2 separate regions of the Homo sapiens genome follow, and region 1 is linked to region 2. A link is an interaction called in ENCODE POLR2A ChIA-PET data of the cell type or tissue named here. Cell type or tissue: MCF 10A. All regions are shown on one strand. Each heading gives the region's core, and the rest is flanking DNA. Links, peaks and the distances in the headings are about the cores only.

The links. ChIA-PET counts read pairs that join two places held together with the same protein. Peaks named below come from ENCODE experiments on the same cell type or tissue, not always from the same donor. Only the 100,000 strongest peaks of a DNase experiment are listed, where the experiment ranks them.
Region 1: POLR2A ChIA-PET joins it to region 2 with 6 read pairs; 2 of 35 experiments call an interaction of 5 or more read pairs at or near these places.

Annotation. Positions count from the first base shown.
Region 1 is chr1:175,546,289-175,550,684 of GRCh38, forward strand. The region is part of intron 1 of TNR (tenascin R); the gene reads right to left. Among named protein-coding and RNA genes, the nearest start is that of TNR, 200 kb to the right of the region's middle. In MCF 10A, for the core only: no CTCF peak of the experiment used is centred there; a DNase peak (open chromatin) is centred at 2,643.
Region 2 is chr1:175,468,880-175,473,275 of GRCh38, forward strand. The region is part of intron 2 of TNR (tenascin R); the gene reads right to left. Among named protein-coding and RNA genes, the nearest start is that of TNR, 270 kb to the right of the region's middle. In MCF 10A, for the core only: no CTCF peak of the experiment used is centred there; a DNase peak (open chromatin) is centred at 2,322.

The DNA of each region.
Region 1 (4,396 bases), core at 196-4,195, 77 kb after region 2:
AACTTGGACATAAAGAGGCTGCTTTAACATGGGGGTGAGGTTAAGTGGGGTGTATATGAACAGCTAAGGAAAAATAGGCTACAGAGTGACAGAATCTGCTGGTGTAGCGGCCATCAAGCAAGAAGCAGAATTGCCGGCCATCTCACATCTTAAAGATGTCTTCTGTCCACTGTTTCTTTGTGAGGATCAGGACACGGCTAATGGGATGTGGAACTTCCCTCCAACCTGGACTAAAGGCAGGGAGGCCACGAGGGCAGAGTTGCTTTTCAGCGCTCAAAGCTGGAGAAATCTAAAACGATATCACATAACCAAGTACCCAAGAGTGGCGTGCCTTTCAGGAGGCATTTCAAAGTGTGAGTGGCCTTTCATCACTATCGAGTCTGTGGGACATGGTGTGAGTTGTCAGATCACCCCATGTCAGCTCAGTGTTCAGAGGATGCTCTGAACTGGAGAGGATTCCTCTGGCCTCTTCAGAAGTCTGAAGACTTCTTTCCATTGTAAATAAAGATATGCGGGCAAGGGAAGCAGGTGAATTTCCCAAGATTGGCAGTGAGCTGAGTAAAACAAGGGTCATGGAGGTGGGCAAGTGGGCACAGGCTCACCTCAAGTTGACCAGAGTCAATTTTTTCCCAGATAAGGAACTGGAGGCCAGTAACAATGGGCACTGCTCTGCAAAGTGCCAGTCACTTTCCCCCTTCCTTCTTTCCTTTGCACTTTGTATAGTACTTTGTACAGTACTTTGTCTTTCTAGCTCATCCTGACACTCCATTTAGGAGGTACCACTATCCAGACAGGCACAGCATACACATTAGCTTTCTTATGTATGGCAGAGGTCCTCTGTCTTCAAGTAGGCCCCTTTGCCTCTTGCAAGCCTGCGTAGCAGATTCCTGACCCAGGAGCACCCGAGACAGCTCATTCCAGCAGCTCAGATATCAGCATCTCTGCCCCAGTGTCCTCCACATCTGACTGATCCCCACCTGGGTCATGTTGAAGCCACATGGCCCTGAAATCCCTTTTATGTGGGACTGTCGCCACCCTCCTTGGAAGAGTCTATAACTTCAACCCCTTCCCCACAACTTTGAGCTTCTATAATCTTTACTTCTCCTTAATTAATTGCTAGCCCAGTCTGCAGACCCCTGTGTGCCTTGAGGAGGAAAAGATGAAGTAGGAATCAGTGGTAAGGAAAGATCTGCAGAGGAAGTGAGACTGAGCTGATACTTGAAGGATGGGTGGCATGCTTTCTCTCATTTAGACAAAGGAGAAAGAAAGATAGAAGGAAAGAAAGAAAGAAAGAAAGAAAGAAAGAAAGAAAGAAAGAAAGAAACAAAGAAACAAAGAAAGAAAGAAAGAGAAAGAAAGAAAGGAAGAAGAAAGAAAGAAAGAAAGAGAGAGAGAAAGAAAGAAAAAAGAAAGAGAAAAGAAAGAAAAGGGTGCTCTAGACAGAAGGAGAAGCATGTGCAAAGGCACCAAAGTGTGACAGTGCAGAGTGATTCCATGAGAAGTGCAAGTCAGTGGGGCTATAGCATAGGTGTATGGGGCACAGCAGCTGGAATTGACACTGTTAAAGCCACTCTGTAGAGAGCGTTGAATGCAATGCTCAGAAATTTGGCCTCGGACTTGGCTCTGTCAACAATTAAAGTCCATAAAAAATTTTTAAGTATGGATCTAACATGATTAAATTTGGGTTGTAGAAAGCTGAAGGTAGCTGCGTGAAAGGTGGATTCATGTGGGCAAAGACCAAAGGCAAAGAGACCTGGTGGGGAGCTGTTCAAATCACATCCAGGCGAGACAACAGCTAGGTCCTCGTTGAGTCCATGGTGGACCAGGTGGACCATGCATCTGGCACAACTGAGGCGGCTCTTACGCAGAGGCTCTGGGCACTTCTGCGGAGAGGAATCTCAGATCCTCCCTAGAATACAGTTTTAGAACCCCATGTCTACAGTTTTAGAACCCTGTCTCTCCACTCTCCTTTTCCCAGGACAGTGAATAAAGTGGATTTTCTGAAGAGGAAGCACAGAGACCCTTGCTAAGAATGAAGGCAGAATGGTATATAGAGTAAGACATGCCCTGCTGCTACTCTATCTAGTAGCTGCACGAGGAGTCTCCTCGATGAATTTCCTCAAAATATTGCACACATTTCATTGGTTTACTGATGCCAAGTTGGCTATAATGAGAAATGTGCCAGCATCAGAAAGATTCCAAAACAGACCACTCTCCCCTGTGTCAGTCTCGTCCCTCTTCCTATATCCGCTCTTTCTCTCTTCTCTCCCTGTAATCTAAGACCAAATTGTGCATGACCTTTCTCTCCCCTCAGGGCCCCTCTTTCTGCTGGTTACCTGCTACTGGCTCTCCTCCTGGTTTTACTGTAAGCAAAATTAAAAAAAAAAAAGGCGGGATGGGCAGGGAGCCTCTCTACTGGGGAGCACCCGACAGTGAAGGTTAGAAGACATGAGGCTAATGAACTACAGAATATTGGTTACATCTCACTTGATTACACTTAGAAAATGTAAAACCACCTTTTAGTCATGACTGGCCATTTATCTGCTGGAATGCTCAGAGCAACACTCCCAATCACATTTATTTCCTGCCTTCAGGTTCCAGTCAAGGTTTCTGGAAATTAGTGATTCATCACTGAATACAACAACTAGCACTGGGATCTGCCAAGACAGGAAAAATCACCATGTCCCTGTGCCAAGGAGCTGTCTCTCATTGGTAATATCTTCATGCAGCTGCTAGGACCAGCACACAAAATCCATACACGTGCCAGGAGCAGCAGAGCCACCTGATTATGTGTGCCATTAATAACAAAACAGAGTTCCATTGCTCCAGTCTGGCCCCCAGGCCCCTGATAGGAAGGGAACAGGGGAGCCCACTGAGGGTCTGCTTTGGGTCCTTAGGTACATGAGGTTTACTCATTTGGGTGAGAGAGAAGGAAATCTTGTTTTTCCTGGGCCATAACTAAAGGGAGCACCACTCACACATGAAATGTTCAGAGTCAAGTTTGTTGTAATGTCTCAAACACTGATATTAAAAACGGCAAGGCAATAACAATAGCAATGCATTGATGAGGGTATGAGAACCTTCTAATCAAACACGGTGGATTAGACATACATAGTTATTTCTGCTCCCTCCTAAAAATCTCAACACTGTGGTGGCAGAATCTTAAGATAGCCTGCAAGATTTCTCCCTTCCTGGTACACATGCTCTGTGTAATCCTTGGAGCTATGAATATCAGATTTTACTCCTGTGATGAGGTTATGTTACATGACACAGTTTGGTGTTAAGACAGAAAGATTATAGAGGTGGGCCTGTCCTAATCGCATGAGAACTTTAAAAGCCTTACTTTTTTTCAGCTTGTTGCAGAGAGGGAAGCATGAAAGAAATACAATGCAAGAGAGGTTCTCTGTTGCTGAGTGGAGGTGGCCCATAGCAAGGATCTGAGATTCATCAACAGCCAGCAAAACAATGGGGACTTCAGCCCTACAACTACAAGGAAATGAATTCTGCCATCAACCTGGAGTAGCTTGGAACAGTCTTTCCCTAAGTCAAGCTTTCACATGAGGGTGCAGCTGGTCAACACCATGATCCCAGTCTGAGAACCTGAGCTAAGTACCCAGCTAAAACACCCTGGACTCCTGACCCAGGAAAACTGTGAGATAGTTAATTTGTGTTGTTTTAACCTGCTATTTTTGTGATAATTTGTTGTGCAGCAATAGAGAGCTAACACACTCTCTAAAAGTAATAAAGATTTAAGCCCATAAAGGGAGGCTATTACAACAGAGGAGAGGTGGCCAACAAATTTTGCAAGATGAGAAACAGGTAGACATAGGTCACTAATTTAGAAGAACAGAAAAAGCACCTGCAGAAGGGGAAGCCAAAAAGTAACTATCTGATTTGGGACTCAGGAAGTAGAGAGACAAGTGCCTCTGAAGAATGGGGTGCACATGACACTGCAAACCGGAAGACTAGGCAGGAGGCTGCATGAGGAGCTGCTGGACTCCCTAGAGTCCCCTCTCTGCCCCTACCCAGCCAAACAACTTTCCAACCCTCACCTCCACAGGAGGCAAATGGTTACCCTCTGAGATGCTGAATCAGATAGACTCTGGACTTGAGGACATCTGTCACAAAGAATAGTAGGTGTGAGGTGAAGTACTAAAACAGGAGTATTAAGTGAGGCCCCTATACTGAGCCATGGAACTCTTCCCCCCTCACCCCCCATCCTTTTCCCCTTTCCCTCACCCCCTTGGGAAGGAGACTGGAACAATGTCTCTGTAGAAATGAAGCTGATAATGCTTCTCCCTACCCTACTTCCACTCCATGTGTGCACATGTATACACACGGATATGCACACAGCATATAATCAGCTTTTTGTACCTCTTTTATACTTAAGACATGA
Region 2 (4,396 bases), core at 247-4,246:
ACAAAGCTGGCGGCCTTGGGGAGGCTGGTACAGTAGTCCAGGTGACAGTCACTGAAGGCAGAAGTAGCATCTTGGTGGCAGGGGAGGGGAGGGCAGACTTGAGAGATATTTAGGAAGTAAAATGAGCAGAAAATAGGCCTGAGGGAGGAGTCAAAATGACCTTCAGTTTGGAGATTGCCACCTAACCAAGATAGAGAATTCAGGAAAAGGAGCATTTGGTGAGGAAGACATTGAGCTCAGTTTGAGGCTTATTGAGTCTGACGGACCTACGAGGCTGCTGGTTGGAGATGATCAGAGAGTGTGGGGCCATATAGGACTGGATGGAAGAGATGCACCTTGTTCTCTGGATCCCAATAACAAGAAGACCCAGCCTCTGCCTTGAAGAAGTTCAGTGTCCTGCTAGGAGGCAGACATTCAAATGGGAAATTATAACACAGGCTAAGAGAGACCCAATTGCTGTAAGAATGCACCCACTGCCCTCACATCCACTGTTTTCTCAGATAGCAGTATGCTCAGTACAACTATCACTAGTAGCAAATGGGTAATTAATGGTGTGTAGTTGGGTCAGAGAAGGTTCAGAGAACAAGAGAGTTTTGAACTGGACCCTAAAGAATAAACAGAAATTTATCAAGCAGGGGACTGAGGTTGGCATGTGGGTTAGCACTTCCCAACTGTTGGGAAGAGACACATAAAAATGTGGAGGAGCTATAGGGAGGGTTTTGTGGCCTCTTGTTGGGGCTGCTTGGTAACTAGAGGGACGGGGAGGAGGAGATGAGAGAGTAAAGGGATGAGAGATTGAGAGGGCTTGGAAGGCAGGCTAAGGTGCTCTGACATGATTCTATGGGAAGTGAGATCTCTCTACTGGTCTTAAATATGGGAGACCTGGGTTTTAGACTTGGGTTTTGGGCCAATTTCTTTGACATCAATATGGCTCATAGATTGGAGTGAAGCACTATTGAGGCTGAAAGGACAGAGACGGGCCTGGAGACTACTGCAATGGTCCAAGCAGGAGAGAGTGAGGGCATCAGCTGCTGTGGGGTAAGTGAGCAGCAGGATGGAAAGGGTGAATGCAAAAGACCCTTTAGAGGGAAAACATGTAATGATGATCACTTGATGGGGGCCAGGGAAGAGTCAGGATGACAGGGAGATTTCTAACTGGCATGGTTGGTATAATCCACTGTGAAAAGAAACTGTGAGGAGTAAAGTGTGGAGAGATGGGGGTACACAGAAGGAGTTCAGTATTGGACGGGTTGCATTTGAGGAGTCTACAGAGAACTCGAATAAGCAGCTGATATGTGGATCTGGAGCTCAGAAGAGAGATTCAGACTTACAAGCTGCCAGTGTAAAGGTGACAGTTGGGCCTTGGAATGGATTAGATCATTGAAAGAAAATGTATAAAGTGAAAAGAAAAGAAGGCAGGAAATGACATAGGGGGATCATCAGCATGCAAAGGGCCGCAGGGGAAGACAAAATGCAAAAAGGGCAGAGTGAGGATGATGAGGGAGAGGTCGAAAGAGAATCCACCCAAAGGCATGCCACTAATGTCAGGAGCAGAAGTGTGCCTCCTCCAGACTCCCATGGTATTTCCAGCCCTCCCTTTATGTTATTTTAAATTTTTAATTGTTTAATTTTTAACAATTTTTGTGGGTACATAGTAGGTGTATATATTTATGGGGCACATGAAATATTTTGACACAGGCATGCAATGTGAAATAAGTTAATCATGGAGAATGGGGTATCTATCCCTTCAAACATTCTCTGAGTTGCAAAAAACCCAAGTACATTCTTTAAGTTATTTAAAAATACACAATTAAGTTGTTATTGTCTATAGTCATCCTATTGTGCTATCAAATAGTAGGGCTTATTCATTCCAGCCCTCCCTTGAACAGGATGCATCTCCATGCCTTGTGATTGTTTATTCACTTGTTTCTCTATTAGCTTGTGGACTCCTGACATTCAGTGGCCATGTTCTGCACCACTATTGGCTGAAATTTGGCACAGGGTTGGGCATGAGGTGGGAACTCGATGACCACTGGCCAATGAAGAGGTTAATGCCACCAAATGTAGCAGAGAGTCAGGTAAAATGAAGAGGCAGAGGCAATTGGATGCACTAGAAATTTTAGCTGTTTCTGCAGGGCGGAATGAAGAAGTCAGTTTGTGTTGCTGGGAACAGGAGGCTCACTGCTTTTGTTTGACACATCTGAGTTAGTCAGCGAAGAGAGAAGGGCAATAAATACACCGCAATTAGTAAAACAGAAGAACTGTCTTATGAGTCACAAGACTGAAGTTAACACGCCGGGCTGAGTAATGAACTCATTTATGTCCTTCCCTGCCCATCTCTGTGCTTGTTGCATCACAGCTTGTAAAAATCTTTATTTGGGATCCTTGACAGAGCCAGTGATCACGTCAGTCTGTACTTGTTACAAGATAAGTACAGTCACGCGTTGTTTAACCTGGAGGATTAGTGCTAAGAAATGTGTCGTTAGTCGACTGTGTGAACATCATAGAATGCACTTACACAAACCTAGGTGGTAGAGCCTATTACACACCTAGGTATATGGTGTATGTAGCCTATTGCTCCTACCCTGTAAACCTGCGGAGCATGTTACTGTACTGAGGACTGTAGGCAATTGTAACATGATGGTAAATATTTGTGTCTCTAAACATAGAAGAGGTACACTAAAAATACAGCATAAAGGATTTAAAAAATGGTACATCTATACAGGGCACTTACTATGAATGGAGCCTGCATGAGTGTAAGCTGCTCTGGGTGAGTCACTGTGTGAGTGGTGAGTGAATGTGGAGGCCCAGGACATCACCATACACTGCTGCAGGCTTTATCAACACTGAATACTTAGGCCATACTAATTTTATTAAATTTTTTTTCTTCAATTATAAATTAATCTTAGTTTACTGTAACATTTTTACGTTATACACTTAAATTTTTAAAACGTTTTGACTCTTTTGCAATAACGTAACTTAAAACACAGACACATGATACACCTGTACAAAAATATTTTCTTTTTTAGATCCCCATTTCTTAAGCTTTTTTCTATTTCTAATTTTTTTTTTTACTTTTTGAACTTTTTTTGTTAAAAACCAAAGCACACTAGCTGGGCATGGTGGCACATGCCTGCAGTACTAGCTACTCAGGAGGCTGAGGCAGGAGGATCACTTGAGCACAGGAGTTCCAGGCTGCAGTGAGCTGTGATCCTGCCACTGCAATCCAGCCTGGATGATGGAGCAAGACCCTGTCTCTACAAAACAAGCAAACAAAGGCATGAACACACAGATTAGCCTATGTCTATACAGGGTCAGGATCATCAATATCACTGTCTTCCACCTGGACGTCTTGTCTCGCTGGAAGGTCTTCAGGAGCAATAACATGTGTGGAGTTGTCAACCCCTGTGATAACAATGCCTTCTAGAATCCTCCTGAAGGACCGGCCTGAGGCTGTTCTACATTAACTTTAAAAAAAATAAGCAGAAGGAGTACACTCTAAAATGACTATAAAAAGTGTAGCATAGTAAATATATAAAATAGTAACATAGCTATTTATTTCATTATCAGTTACATATTGTACATAATTGCATGTGTTAGACTTTTTTATGACTTGCAGTGTGGTAGGTTTGTTTACACCAGCATCACTACAAACACGTGAGTAATGCATTGGGCTACAACATCATGACAGCTACTACGTCACTAGAGGATAGGAATTTTTCAGTTCTCTTATAATCGTATGGGACCACTGTCATATATGCAGCCCATTGTTGACCAAATCGTGGTTACACAGCACATGACTAATTTGTGCTGTATGAATATTTACAAAGATTGGAGGAGCTGTTAAGTCAGGAAGGGATGACATCTCGGAGGAAGGAGGGTATGTAGTCATCTGGGTTCCATTTGGGTCCTTGATTCTCTAATCTGTAACATCTACTATCCCTGGCTGGGCTTGTGATGAATCAGGCCTCACACCTGCCCTTCCAGACCAGCAGTGAGCCACTGTCTGTCTCATAGCCCATCTTTGTGCCTGATAAGCAGGGGTATCTAGCTTTGGGAGATGACACTGAGTTAGAAGTTAAGATGGGGTCTAAGAATAGAAGGCTTTGGAGCAGAGGTATTGAATGTAGTAGTGATGAAAGAGGTGGCTGCTTTAAAATAAGAGGTGGTCCAGGAAGAAATGGCTCTGGCAGGATTAGCCCTTAGCATTTAAGCCCCACTTGCTCCTTTTGAATTGTTATATTTCAGCAGACAAAGATCCTAGTGAGGATTGTCTAACTGATGTCTGAAGACAAGCTGAGACTCCATCTTAGGCAGTAGCAAACCCCAGGCACAAGATCTCTTCATACAGCTTCTTTCCCCAGCTGCCAAATGCATTTTCCTCTTGTTTTCATTA